Linked DNA regions of Homo sapiens: region 1 is linked to region 2. A link is a contact called in ENCODE Hi-C or POLR2A ChIA-PET data. All regions are on one chromosome and are shown on one strand. The core of a region is the stretch at or near the end of the contact, and the rest is flanking DNA. Distances in the headings are between cores, read along the strand shown. Region 1 holds the start of SSTR1 (somatostatin receptor 1). Region 2 holds the start of PAX9 (paired box 9).

Region 1 (6,610 bases), core at 139-2,638, 1.5 Mb before region 2:
GCCCACAGCCGCCCAGCGCCTCCGGGTAGAGCGCAACCGCTGCGGGGAGCGCGGCTCCTACCGGCGCCGGCGGGGCGCACAGCCCAGCGGTTGCCTGGGCTCTGCAGTTTGCAGCTCCGGGGTGCCCGGGCACAGGCGACCGTGGAGAGGAGAGGCCAGGATGTGGGAGCACCGCACGGCACAGCCATTAACTGGCGCGGCTCTGGACTGGTAAATGATTAATAGGCACCACCAGCGCGTCAGCAGCTACGAAAAAAGGGGGTGGGGTGGAGAAAGGGAGGAGAGCACATAGGTGGCTTGTCCCCCCCGCCCCCCATTTTTTTCCTTCCCAGTCCTGCACTCTGCTCAACTTTAGTGGCTCCTTCCGGGGTTCCCTCGCAGCACCATCTGCCTCTTGCTCTCAGAGGAACCAAGAGAGTTCCTCGGCCTTACTGGAGGGCGGGTGGGAACCAAAGGTATAGATTCTGTCTCATTCCACTCCTCTCCTACCCAAAGCAAAGACTCAAACGGATCCATGAACATGGATGTCTGGAGTTCATCTCAGTTTCCCTCCATTGCTGCCCTTTTCTCTGGAGACCCCAGCTTCTCTCCCGTCCCGCAGTCCAGAACCCTAAATTCCCTCTTCCCACCCTCGCTTGCCTTGCAGCTCAGACCCGCCAGGGAAGTTCCGGGCCCTCCTTACCCAAAGTGCGCAACCTCCAGACTGAGACGTAGATGGTCGGTGCAAAGTGCATGTGCGGTCTGTTAGCAGGTTGACGATCTTCGCGCAGACCAACTCCCTTCTTTGCGCCTGGCCCCAGCACAGGTGCCCACGCAATTACTCTTAGAATCGCGGAAACTGGCCCTAAGCTGCGAGCGTTATGAGAAGAAAGGACAACCACCGTGCGTTAGGGGCTTCTGCGCTATAACACAGCAGGCAGCTTAGGCTATTGGGAGTGTTCAGGGACCTGAGTGAACCATTCGCAAATCTCTTAATAAAGCTCGTAGCGCTCAGAGCCCCCCGTGTCTCCCACAGGAATATCGACTGCAGAAACGAGGACGCGCAGCTGGGAGCTCTGGAGGAGCTTGAGACTCCCTCCAGAAACGTGCCAGGCGCGGTGTTGGGAATCCACCTAGGTGTTCACTCGGGAAAGATAAGGCTGCGCCGCTTGGAAGGGCTCCACCCGCGTCCCTGCTGTACTTTGTACCCTGGAGAGTTGGCGGGTTCTGGCAGACGAGAGTTTAAAGGCTTGGGCGGGCGGGGACGCCAGCTCTTCTAAATCCAGGTGAGGAGCTGCCGCCGTGCGATGACCAGACCTGTCACCAACCCCAGGAACGGCAGGGCGACATTCGAGTTTTTCCGGGAAGAGCTAGGATGTCAGCTCTTTCTGAGGCTTGATTTGTGAGCTGGCTCTGGGTCACGTGCCCAAACCATTAGGAGATATCAATGTAGGCAAGCCTGAAGCTCACTGACTTCATTTAAGAATCAAAACGGTTTTCCCGTAAGAAAGAATGTATGTTCCGTTATCAGGATTTTAAACGAACCCTGGGACTTACCACCATTCTTACTCTAGGGTCTCTTTGGCTTTCCAACTGTTCCTGTGGAAGGAAGAATCACACTCCATGCAACTTCCCTGTTCCTTTTCATAAACGTTGCTTTGCTCGGTAAGATCCCTGCAAGCCTTTATTTGAAACTAGCCTGTTCACAGGAAGAGTGACCCGCAGCAGCTTAGTGCTCTGCCTCCTTCAAGCTTTGCTGTCTCCAGTTTTTCCTTAGTTTCTCCTTCTCCTCAACCAGGCTGTGCCCGCTGTACTGTAAGTCTCAGTTTTCCTCCTCTCAGTAGAGTTTACTCCAAGGAGAGGCTAAACTCCTCATGGAGGCTATCTGTACCGGTCCAGAATGAAGAAATGGATGCAGAAATTAAAAACAAAAAAGTATATTTCCTAATGCCCTGTTGCTTTATCCAGGTAATCACTTACATATACTGCATGTGTTTTAGTTCCCAAAACTAATTGTCTTGAACAGGAAAGAATAACTTCTGTAGTGTGTTGATGATAGCAATCAAAGACTAAAATAAATGACAGACTTTCATAGGAATGTGTGCAATTATTAATGAGGAATGTGCTAGGATGGAATTTGAAATTTCATACGGCTGAAACTGTTTTAACCCATTATTTTACCTGAACAAATTGCCTTCTTTAAAGTGGAATGTACAATTGGTGTTTAGTTATATTTATTTTTCCTTTACAAATACAGCACATATGGAGAGAAAATAAATGTTCATTAAGTTAAAAGAAAAGAGAGTGGGTATTGTCCCAGAATCCCAGAAGAGCATTTTACTAGCCAAGCCTCATATAATGCCTTAGATGCCTCTGCCAATCACTGACTAAAGACACCTGACTATCTGTACCTCTGGGAGCTTGGATTTCAACAGTCATTATTTAGATGCCTTGGCTTTGATCATGGTTGCTCTTTGGGAAGTGTGTGATGGGAGTCAGTGAAAAACAGCTCTGTTGTTCAGAATTTCATTAAATTCACTTTCAGCTCATCTTAGGGAAAATTTCTCTCAATTTTGTGGCCTCATATACAAAAGAAGAAAACTTAAGACCTGACGTGAGAATGCTTTTTATTTTTATTTTTTTGAGATGCCACTTTTCACCCACTAGGATGGCTATAAGAACATTTTTAAAAACAAAAAATAAACGTTAGTGAGAATGTGGAGAAATTAGAACACTCATACATTGCTGGTGGGAATAAAAAATGATGCAGCAACTTCAGAAAAAAATTTTGGCAATTGCTTAAAAAGTTTAAAAGTTTAAAAGAATGACCATATGAGCCAGCAATTCCACTTCTATTTACTCCTCAAAATTGAAAACAGGTGTTTAATCAAAAACTTGTGCATGAACATTCATAGCAGCACTATTCATAATAGCCAAAAATTAGAAACAATCCAAATATCCATCAATTGCTGAATTAATAAATTGTGGTATATCCATACAATGGAATAGTATTCAACCATAAAAAGAAATGAAGTACTAATACCTGCTTCAGCGTAGACGAAGCTTGAAAACACTATGCAAAGGGAAAGAAGCCAGACACAAAAGGCCACGTGTGGCATGATTCCATTTATATGACATGCCCAGGGCAGGCAATACATACAGACAAGGTACGTTAGTGGTTGCCAGGGGCTGGGGGCAGAGGGGAAAGAGGAAGGACTGCTTAATGGGTATGAGCTTTCTTTTTTGAGTGGTGAAAATGTTCTGGAATTAGATAGTGGTGATGATTGCATAACATTGTGAATATGCTAAAAATCCCTGAATTGTACACTTCAAAAATGACTAAAATTATAAATTTTATATTATGGGAGTTTTACTTCAATTTTAAAAAGCATGAGAGAAAGACAAAGAGAGGGATTGAGATGGATATAAGCTATGCAGCATTATTAAATCTTTTCAGTTATGTATTTATTTTTAAATTATTATTATTATTATTATTATTATTATTATTATTATTATTTTGAGACAGGGTTTTGCTCTATCACCCAGGCTGGAGTGTAGTGGCACAATCACAGCTCACTGTAGCCTTGATGTCTCAGGCTCAAGTGATCCTCCCACCTTAGCCTCTGGAGTAGCTGGGGACTACAGGTGTGCCCCACGATGCCTGGCTAATTTTTAAGGTTTTTGTAGAGATGGGGTCTTCCTATCTTGCACAGACTGGTGTGGAATTCCTAGCTCAAGCAATTTTCCTGTCTCAGCCTCACAAAGTGCTGGTATTACCCGTGTGAGCCACCGTGCTCAGCCCAGTCATGTATTTCTAATTATTGTATTTGTGAACTAATCTATGAACAACAAAAACAAACAAACAAACAAAAAGGGTGGCATTTCTGGGCCACCAGGAAGGTGGATTGGGGTTGCAGCTATTTTCAAATTATATTAAAAGCAGGATCCCAGTTAGAGCGCTATCTTCCCCTCAGATCTCAATTTAATGTAAATATTTCCAAAGAAAAAGGAAAACTGATATGGGCATGAGATCACTTTAATTTGCAAAAAACGCAGCCAGTGAATAGTCAGGACTCAACAATCTTCTTGTCTTGTTAAAAACTTTTTAGGTTCACATGTCTAAAACCTTGAAAAGATTAGGAAGAGCTTGTTTTCTCCCTACAAGTTACCTGTCCTCCAGCCCTCTTTGGTTACCATCTTTCCTATGCCTCTGTGATATGAACATTTATAGATAGAAAAGAAGGAGATGTTTTCCAGAAAGGGGAAAATGAAATGTTCCAATTTAGGAAGTTGCAGATTCTTGAGCAGACTGATTTTCTTCCCTCACTGTAACTTTCTCCTACAAGCTATACTCTCCTGTGCTATCATGTACCAGGTGCACACTTTGATTATTATATTTATCACACTGTACTGTGGCTTTTTGTGTACTTGTCTGTACCCTCTTATAAATTTGTAAGCTTGTGGAGACCAGGGGCTTGCATTTTATTTATTTTTCTATCCCCAGCATCTAGTGCAGTACCTACAAAATTGCCCCAAATCACCTTGTTTTATTTTGTCAAGGCATCCCATGGATAGTACTTTCCTCTTTTCTAGATTATAAAATGTAGATGCAAAGAAATAAACTGTGAGCTCCTTATAAGTAGAGCTTTACTAGCTGAGGAATATCATCATGTGTATTAATTCCTTATACACTTAAATTATTCTAAATAATTTCAATTTGCATGTCCTATATCAACAATTGTCATACTGATGACTCATTCATTGATCATTCTTGGTCTTAAATTTCTCAGCAGAGAAAGGGCTCTGGAAAATGGGTAGTACATGCATTAGTAGCTAATGATGGTTATTTAATAGTGTCATGCAGTGTGAAAGTCATCATACATGGAAGATCATTTCCTTTTAATAGCAGTTTTGAGCCTCAGTTCGTTTGGTGGAATAGTAATTATCAGCACCTCAACTTCTGCTTATGTCAAAATCATTACTAATGTGGTTTTTCCAATCAGAGCCTGTGTTGATCCTTAAATGAGCATCTCTAATTCATACCAATGATAAAGGGCTGGCTGGAGCCAGGGATTAAAGGGTACACTTCCTGGAACATTGTCTGCAGCAGCAGAATCAGTGTCAGGTTTACAAACACCTGTCTGGACAGATGGGACCAAATTGAGTATAAGGGGCTAACACCACTCAGCAATATGGCCTACAGCAAAGGTTGTGTCACTTAAGGACCATCTGCCACTAAGCAGTTAACATGATGTCAGTCTAACGAGAAAGTTACCAGAGCACAAATGTGGCTATAGGGCTAAGAAACAATCCTGGACTTCATTTCTCAGGAATACCCAATCACAGCAGCCTTGGTAGCCTGTGGTTTAGTTCATCACCAACCTCAGCAAACTCACCCTGGCCCACTGATTTTCCTATTGCCTCTTCTGTGAACAGCATGACAGAGTCTTTTTTTGTGCTTTTAGCAAAGACCCATATGGTGTAACAACTCCTATTCTTCCCTATGTTTTCTCTACTACAAAATAATATTTCTAAAAACAAGAATTCAGCACATACAGGAAAGTATTCATTACAAATAATGGAAACATAAAAGCAGAACAGGAGCACATTCATGTTATCTGTATTATTTTGAATAGTCCTTATCAGTAATACATTTTTCTGTAATAAAGTCTGTTAGTTAAGGATTTTAAGATGGATGCATTAGTTTAAAACTATTGTCTCGAAATCTTTTTTCTTTTCTTTTTTTTTTTTTTTTTTTGAGAACGAATCTTACTCTGTTGCCCAGGTTGGAGTGCAGTGGCATGATCTTGGCTCATTGCAACCCCCACCTCCTGGATTCAAGTGATTATCTTGCCTCTGCCTCCTGAGTAGCTGGGATTACAGGCGCCCATCATGCCCAGCTAATTTTTATATTTTTAGTAGAGATGGGGTTTCAACATGTTGGCCAGGATGGTCTTGATCTCCTGACCTCATGATCTGCCTGCCTCAGCCTCCCAAAGTGCTGGGATTACAGGCGTGAGCCACTGCGCCAGATAATTGTCTCAAAATCTTTAAAAAAATTTTTTTGGCATTTCTCTTTTTAGCAAAAATCACAAAGAAATGCTTTCAAAACCACAAACCATATTTTTGTTTATTTTGATACTTCAATTTATGTTTGATTTTGAGCAGAGGATTTAAATACTTAGAGCAAATCATTCATTCCTTGAGAAAGGGCTGTTCCTTTGGAGCGGGCTATATCTGTCAATCAGCTCCACCAGCCCAGCAAAGAGCTAGGGTGTGAAAGGAAAGCCTGTTTTGTAGATGAAAACAATGTAAGCATCTAAACGCCCACCACCATGATACTGCCACTTTGTTCTCATTTTAAATATGTTGAGGCAGGAGTCTAGGTTCATGTTTCAACAGCCAAAACACTTTTATTTAGACGATGAAGCAACTTAAATGATTGATCTTTTCTCCCTTTCTGTAATTAAGTTGGAACTGGTCATTACTGGTTCTAGGTTGACAGTCTCTCCATCTCCTTGTCTTCTCCTGCTGGAGGCAAAATGGGGGGCTGTGTCTGTGAGCTGTCAGACTGGAACTCAGAACTACCAGGAGTGGTCCGGAAAGAGGTCCTGGATCCTCACCTCACTGT
Region 2 (5,980 bases), core at 838-3,337:
AGCAAGCTGCTCTGCCCACAGCGGAGTCTGCAGCCGGCAGCCCCAAGCAGGCTCGGGCCTCCCGGGCTGCGCCCCAAGTCCAGCCCCGGCCGCACTCTCCAAGTGAGCAAGCCGGGCTGAGGCTGCCTCGGCGCGAGAGGCGGGGGAGGGTGGAAAATGCGAACCATGTGTTGGGGATGGGGGGATGTTATGGGTCTGGTAGTTTGAGATGAGGCAGAAGACTGTGTGTGGCAAGGAAACCAGGGGCATGAGTTTCAAGTTAATGAGATCAGAACACCCCCTAGGAAGACTCCTTACGTTTCCAAAGGAAAAAGCCTCAGGTGGTGGGAAAGACAGTGTCCCTGAGGCTGCAGATACTGGGACCTCCGCGAGAGTGCGGGGGCAGACGCTGCACATCCACACGCCCAGCCTCTGAGCCCCTACCTTGGTCGGTGATGGAGCGGATGCCCAGGATGTCGGTGACGGAGTGCGAGGAGGGCCAGGTGCGCGGCATGGCCACCGAACCGGGGATGGCAGGCACCCCGGGTGGCGTGGGCACCTTGGCGGCCGCCGCCGTGATAGGGCTGGGGTACGAGTAGATGTGGTTGTAGGGCAGCGCTGGCTGCGGCGTCGGCTGGTGCTGCTTGTATGAGTCGTAATGACCCTGCTGGGCCAAGTTGCCGATCTTGTTGCGCAGAATGCGGCTGATGGAGCTCACGGAGGGCACATTGTACTTGTCGCACACGCCGTCCGCCAGCAGGCGGTCCCGGATCTCCCAGGCGAAGATGCCGGGGTCTCTCTGCTTGTAGGTCCGGATGTGTTTCACCACGGTGGGGGTAGTGACCCGGGGCTTGCTGCCCCCGATGGCTCCTGGCAAGATCGAGCCCGTCTCGTTGTATCGCGCCAGGATCTTGCTGACGCAGCCGTGCGAGACCCGTAGCTGGCGGCTGATGTCACACGGTCGGATGCCCAGTTGGGCCAGTTCCACGATGCGAAGCCGGATGGCGTTGGGCAGCGGCCTCCCGTTCACGAACACTCCTCCCAGCTGGTTCACCTCCCCGAAGGCTGGCTCTGCAAAATGAACACACAGCGCGCAGGGACGCGCACCCGCTGCTTGGGACAGCTGCCTGCCACTGGGCCTCCCTACGCATCCGGGGACTGGGCGAACGCACCCGTCCCCTACTAACTACTGGGGCTGTCCCCAAACCATATGGTCCCTGAACATAGCCGAACGGCCCCAAACCGTCACTGTCCAATCGGACCCCCTCCCTCATTCCTGCCGTGCCGGAGGCCCCTACGGCCAAGTAAAGTGGTGAGATGCCGGGCCTCTCCGAGCGTTCAAAAGTCTCCCGAAGCAGGGGGAGAAATCGGTCTTGACGCCTGAACGTGCTCCTTCTCGCCTGCTCCTCACTAAAGTCCTTGAGCCGCTCCCTCTCTCCACCCATCCCATCCCCAGCGTTCCTTCTGGAGACCCGGCCAGTTAAACAAAGTCTAGGGGAAGCTAGAGGGTGTTTTATTTGTTGTTGTTTGTTTTCTTTTCTTTTCTTTTCCTGTTTTGTTTGCATGTGTGCGCGCGTGTGAAACAAAACTTGGTTTGCTACTCGGGCTGAGGGGCTCGCTGATGCCACAGCTCCCTTCTCTTAAAATCAGAAAATGGCATCAACAGCCACCCAGTAGCCAGCGTTCACATTGAACTGCTGTGCGCCGCTGACCCTTAGCGTGTTCCTACAACTTGTAGGAACACGAGCAAAGTCAATAGAGAATGTGAGCGCCTAGTGGCGCGCGCCCTCGCGCTCCCTCCCTCCCTCCCTCCCTTGCCCGCTCGCTCCCTCCCTCCCTTCCCGGCTCTGACAGAGTCCCCCGCCGCCACTCACCCATTGCTCCGAGCAGTACACCAACCCGGCCCCAGTTCCGCACTCCCAGACAGAAACTTTCCGCACCGCCTCAGTGGCCCGGCCTGTTGCTATCCCGGCCGACCGCCGGCGCCTCCGCTTCTTCCCAGGAGGAGGAGGCGAGAGGGCAAAAGGAAGAAGTAAAAGGAAGTCTGTGCCCCGATGAAAGAGGCTTGAGTTCTGCATTTCAATCTAAGCAGCAACGTGGGCTGGGCTGAGCAGGGCAGGGCGGCTCCGTCTATCACTCACTGGGGACACGCCCTAAAAGGGGCGGGTCCGAGGGCAAGCTGCATGGTGATTGGTGCGGGTCGGTGAGCGACAGCGCAGTCCAGGAAACTCCTTCCGCTGTCTCTTTCAGGCTAGCTCCCCACCTGGGTGACTAAATACAATGAAAATGGGTGTTTGACATCTTCCCAGAAGCGGCACAAAAAGACAGCAAAATCAGGCTGGTAAAATGCTGAATAAACAAATGAAAGCGTTTGGTCTGAATGTGAATGACTCGAAGGGAGAAGGGGCCCGAGGAGACCTCCTCCGGGGAACGATGGACATCTCAGAATTGAAGTTAAGGCTATAGGTGGGAGGCGGGCGCCACCGTGCACAGGGGTGAGGGAGTTGTCTTAGCAAAATCTGTCATGCGGGCCTCTGGGGACTGTCAGGAGAGGATCTGTGTCACCTGCCGATTCTACCTCACTTCAGTCCATGCCAGGTGGCGAGAGCGCAGGTGTGAGAAGATAGGCCGGCCAAAGAAACCAGGAGGTTGCGGGGAGCCCGAGCCACAGGTGGGGGCCACTGTTAAGGCCAGGGAGGTTCCTCCTACCGCCAGCTTCCTGCGGCGACCCCCCAGTCCAGGTGGACCGGCCAACCACTAGCCACACAGGCTCGAGGCACGGGCCACGCCGTGTGCGGGGAACTGAACCACAGGCGGCTAACGCTAGCGCACAGCCCCAAGTCGACCAATTGCCAGTGCGTGGGGCACTCACTACGGAGCCCAAGGCTCTGCCACATTCAGCCACTGTCCTGGGCCCCTGGCCCTCGGTGGCAGCGTTTGTGAGGGTTCTCCAAACCAGCGAGCCCTCTCGAAAGAGTTTTGTTTAAATATGAAAGAGACTTAGTCCCAAGACAGTGGACACCGACGCTGCACATGGATGTAATTCCCTCGTCTTCCATTAAGCTCCAGAGGCCCTGTCGTTCTGCCTACTTCTGAATTTTCACTTTTATTCACTGTAAGTCTAATCTAAAGTGTACCGTATGCTTTTTTGCAGCCAAAGTTATTAATATTTGCAGTTAGGGTTGTGGAGAATGTGAATCAAAATAATAAACAAGAAGAGAAATATTTTCGTGAATTTGGGAGTTTGTACTGCTTGGGGTCGTGAACTCTGTTACTGCTACTTGACAATCCAGAAGGCTCCTTGTGCACACAGGATTCAGGCTGCTTCCCCAACAGTCCCCAGGGATGTGTGTGGCTGCGGTCTACACCCAGAGAAGCTGACTGGTCCCAGATCTCAGGTCAGTAAGTTGCAAGAACCCAGGAAAAAACTATGATCAGCCATGCTTCTGCAAAGGAACAGATCTCCAGATTCCCACTTCTATGGTTAGGATGCACTCTAAATTCAAAATTACCTAACAGAATGGAGGATGTGAAAGGTAAAGATGAACTAAAACACCACTCTTTAGAATCGGAATCTTGGGGGAAATCCCACAACTAGACATACTTGAACTTGTCCCTTTTTGTTGGTTGGTTTCAAATGTTTAAAATCTTCTTGAAGTTTGACTTGATAGCAATTTCAGCCTGGTCTGACCTCCAATACCTGTTGGGTGACATCGTGTGGCACCGCCTGGCATTTTTACACAAGGAGAGCCTTCGGAAATCTAAAGATTTTAGAAGCAGCAGCTCCTTCTTAAGGCTGGTAGATAAATTAGTTGAGACTTTGCCGCATCGTAGGGGAGCTTATGACTCTGCCTTAGGCTTGCGGGAGGGAATGAACATGCCCGGCAACTTGACCAGGAAGGAATCCTCCTCCCCCCTCACAGACAGGCAGTGAGTATCGACCTCTGCGCCAAATCTGCTCTACTTCCGTGCACCCAGGGAAAATTTGCAGTCTGCAGGGCTGCTAGGCGGGTACAAGGATGTTCGCATACGAACAGGCAAGACCTCATGTCCCGCGGGGGGTCTGGGGACTCTGCGAGAGCTTTAGCAGTTCTGCAGCACCAGCCTAGACTGGTTCAGAAACTGATATGGTTTAGAGCTCTGGTTATATGGAGGTAACATACAACTCCCTCTTGTTCCTACCAACTCCTTCAGCTGCCACACATCTTCCCAGTTCTCACATAGGTTCAATGCCATCTCTCCCTTTCCACCTGCTGAACTTGGCTGTGACCATGTGGCCTCAGCTGCTGCGGATCCCCTGGGCGTGCCAGGGGTAGCAACTCAGTGGGCAGGGGGCCTGTCCGCAGCTCTGGCGGCTCCCCGCAGGCCCCACTCATGCCGGCGGTTGCAGGTACTGGGTGCTCTTGGCATTCTCAAGAGCGCAGGAAGAGTCAATTTTAGGTGTTTTGGGCCACTAAGTATCCGCGGCAAGCCGAAGACCCCGCTCTGGGAGCAAGAGAAGCCGAAGCTGCAGACAGGGTCAGCGGGATCCCAGCAGAAGAGGGTGATGCTGAAGCCTTCCCGGGGCGCGGACCGAGTGCTAGGGCGAGGTAGTCAGCGACCCGCTGAGACCGACCGAGAGACGACGGATCTGAGGCAGAGAAAGAGGATGAAGGAAGGAAAAGAGAGAACACTAAGGTCTGGTCAGTCCCGATGAATGTAAGGATGCAGGACCTAGAACAAGAACAAGGGTCAGCTGGAGTCTGCCGCCTGGTTACACTGCTCACTCTGGACTCAGAAGATCTCAAAGAGATCGGAAGAATTTCGACTAAAAGGAGAAATTTAAGACCAAAACCAAAACACCAGTAAGGCCTGCAGCTGGCTCAGGCCAGGGAGAAGCCAAAAAGCCTTTCCCTAGCCGCGTCGAGGCCTCCTCCGAGGGGCGACTCGCTCTCTGGATAAATATTTACTCAGTGGGAGACTGGAAGCCGGGCCGAGAGTGTGAAGGAGGGGGCTACACTGGGTGGGAGGAACCAGTACACTCGGCGCTGGCCGGATCCTTGTGTACACCCGCCCAAGGGGAGCAGGGGCCGGGGACTCTGGGGGCGACTCGGCCCAGGCGTGTGGCTGGGGAAGCTTTAGACCCCAGCATCGGATCGACCGGACTCCGCCCTGCCCTCGCGGACCCCAGCCAGATGCTGTGAAGTCTCCATAAATCTGTCAGCCGTCCCAGTGCCGCGGGCAGTCACCTGCGGCGCCCCCTTCCCGGCGCTAGAGCGGCCCGCGGAGAGACGCGGAGAAGCAACGGGAATCTAGCCCGGCAGACTGTACCCGAGGGCTGCCGAAGTCAGACCCAAGCACTACAGGTTGTGCGGAACGCGAGGACCCCTCCCTGTATCCCCAACCTGGACCGACCCCCGGAAGCCTGCTCCTCCGGGTCTACAGGTCAGTGATGACTGTGGATGGGAGGATAGGGCGAGAGTTGGGGGTGCGTATGCACGGGAGAGAGGTTGTTCTATTCCGAGTTGCAGTTATGACAAGCAGAGCTAGCAGAAAATATTAAGGAGCTGATTCCTCCAACTTGCCCCCTGCTGGGGACAGGACCCCCCCCCCCCAAGCGAGGCCCAGGCGACGGTGCCCGCCTCTTGTCCACTCGGAGGAGTTGCAGGGATTGTAAGACAGCCAGAGTCCGAGGTCCGGGACTGGGATTTTCATAGTGCATTGACTTCTAGCCGTCTGGGGGCAAATGCAGTAAAGGCAAGACCCTTCAGGGTCAGTTGGGGCATTGCGCGCGGTGCAGAGAGAAAAACAAGCCCAGCTTCTCCAGAACTCGGCCCTCTGCTATGTCCCCGTCTTGCAGGGTAAGCGGCCAGCTGAGTTTCCCTGAAACTGCAGCGGCAAGTGACAGCCAGAAGCTCGCCCCGCGCCCAGGGCGAGGGAGGGTCCGCCCTGGACCGCTGGCCCCTGCAGGATCTGCGCTGCGGGAGGGGATGGCGGCTAAAAGGAGCAGTCGCGGGGATTG

What was found. A loop is a pair of places that touch in the nucleus more often than their neighbours do. ChIA-PET counts read pairs that join two places held with the same protein, here RNA polymerase II (POLR2A). Pooled maps may share reads with other maps.
Region 1: a loop to region 2 is called in a pooled map, with 19 times the contacts of the local background. The contact joins the promoter of SSTR1 here to the promoter of PAX9 in region 2. A Hi-C loop is called at or near these places in 7 of 50 pooled maps. POLR2A ChIA-PET finds 5 or more read pairs at or near these places in 2 of 52 experiments (activated CD4-positive, alpha-beta T cell and activated T-cell).

Annotation. Positions count from the first base shown.
Region 1 is chr14:38,202,682-38,209,291 of GRCh38, reverse strand. SSTR1 (somatostatin receptor 1) reads right to left here and starts at 1,388. Exons shown (of 3, transcript NM_001049.3): 1 at 1,188-1,388; 2 at 683-849; 3 at 1-246. LOC124903303 (a long non-coding RNA gene) reads left to right here and starts at 5. Exons shown (of 2, transcript XR_007064117.1): 1 at 5-210; 2 at 1,016-2,077. RefSeq lists an enhancer at 925-1,586 and a silencer at 5,694-5,988.
Region 2 is chr14:36,657,967-36,663,946 of GRCh38, reverse strand. It overlaps PAX9 (paired box 9), which reads right to left and starts at 2,087. Exons shown (of 4, transcript NM_001372076.1): 1 at 1,854-2,087; 2 at 424-1,050. The coding sequence starts at 1,857. LOC105370455 (a long non-coding RNA gene) reads left to right here and starts at 5,198. Exons shown (of 2, transcript XR_943758.3): 1 at 5,198-5,403. RefSeq lists enhancers at 87-597, 598-1,107, 1,108-1,619, a cis regulatory region at 2,384-2,896 and a promoter at 2,156-3,353.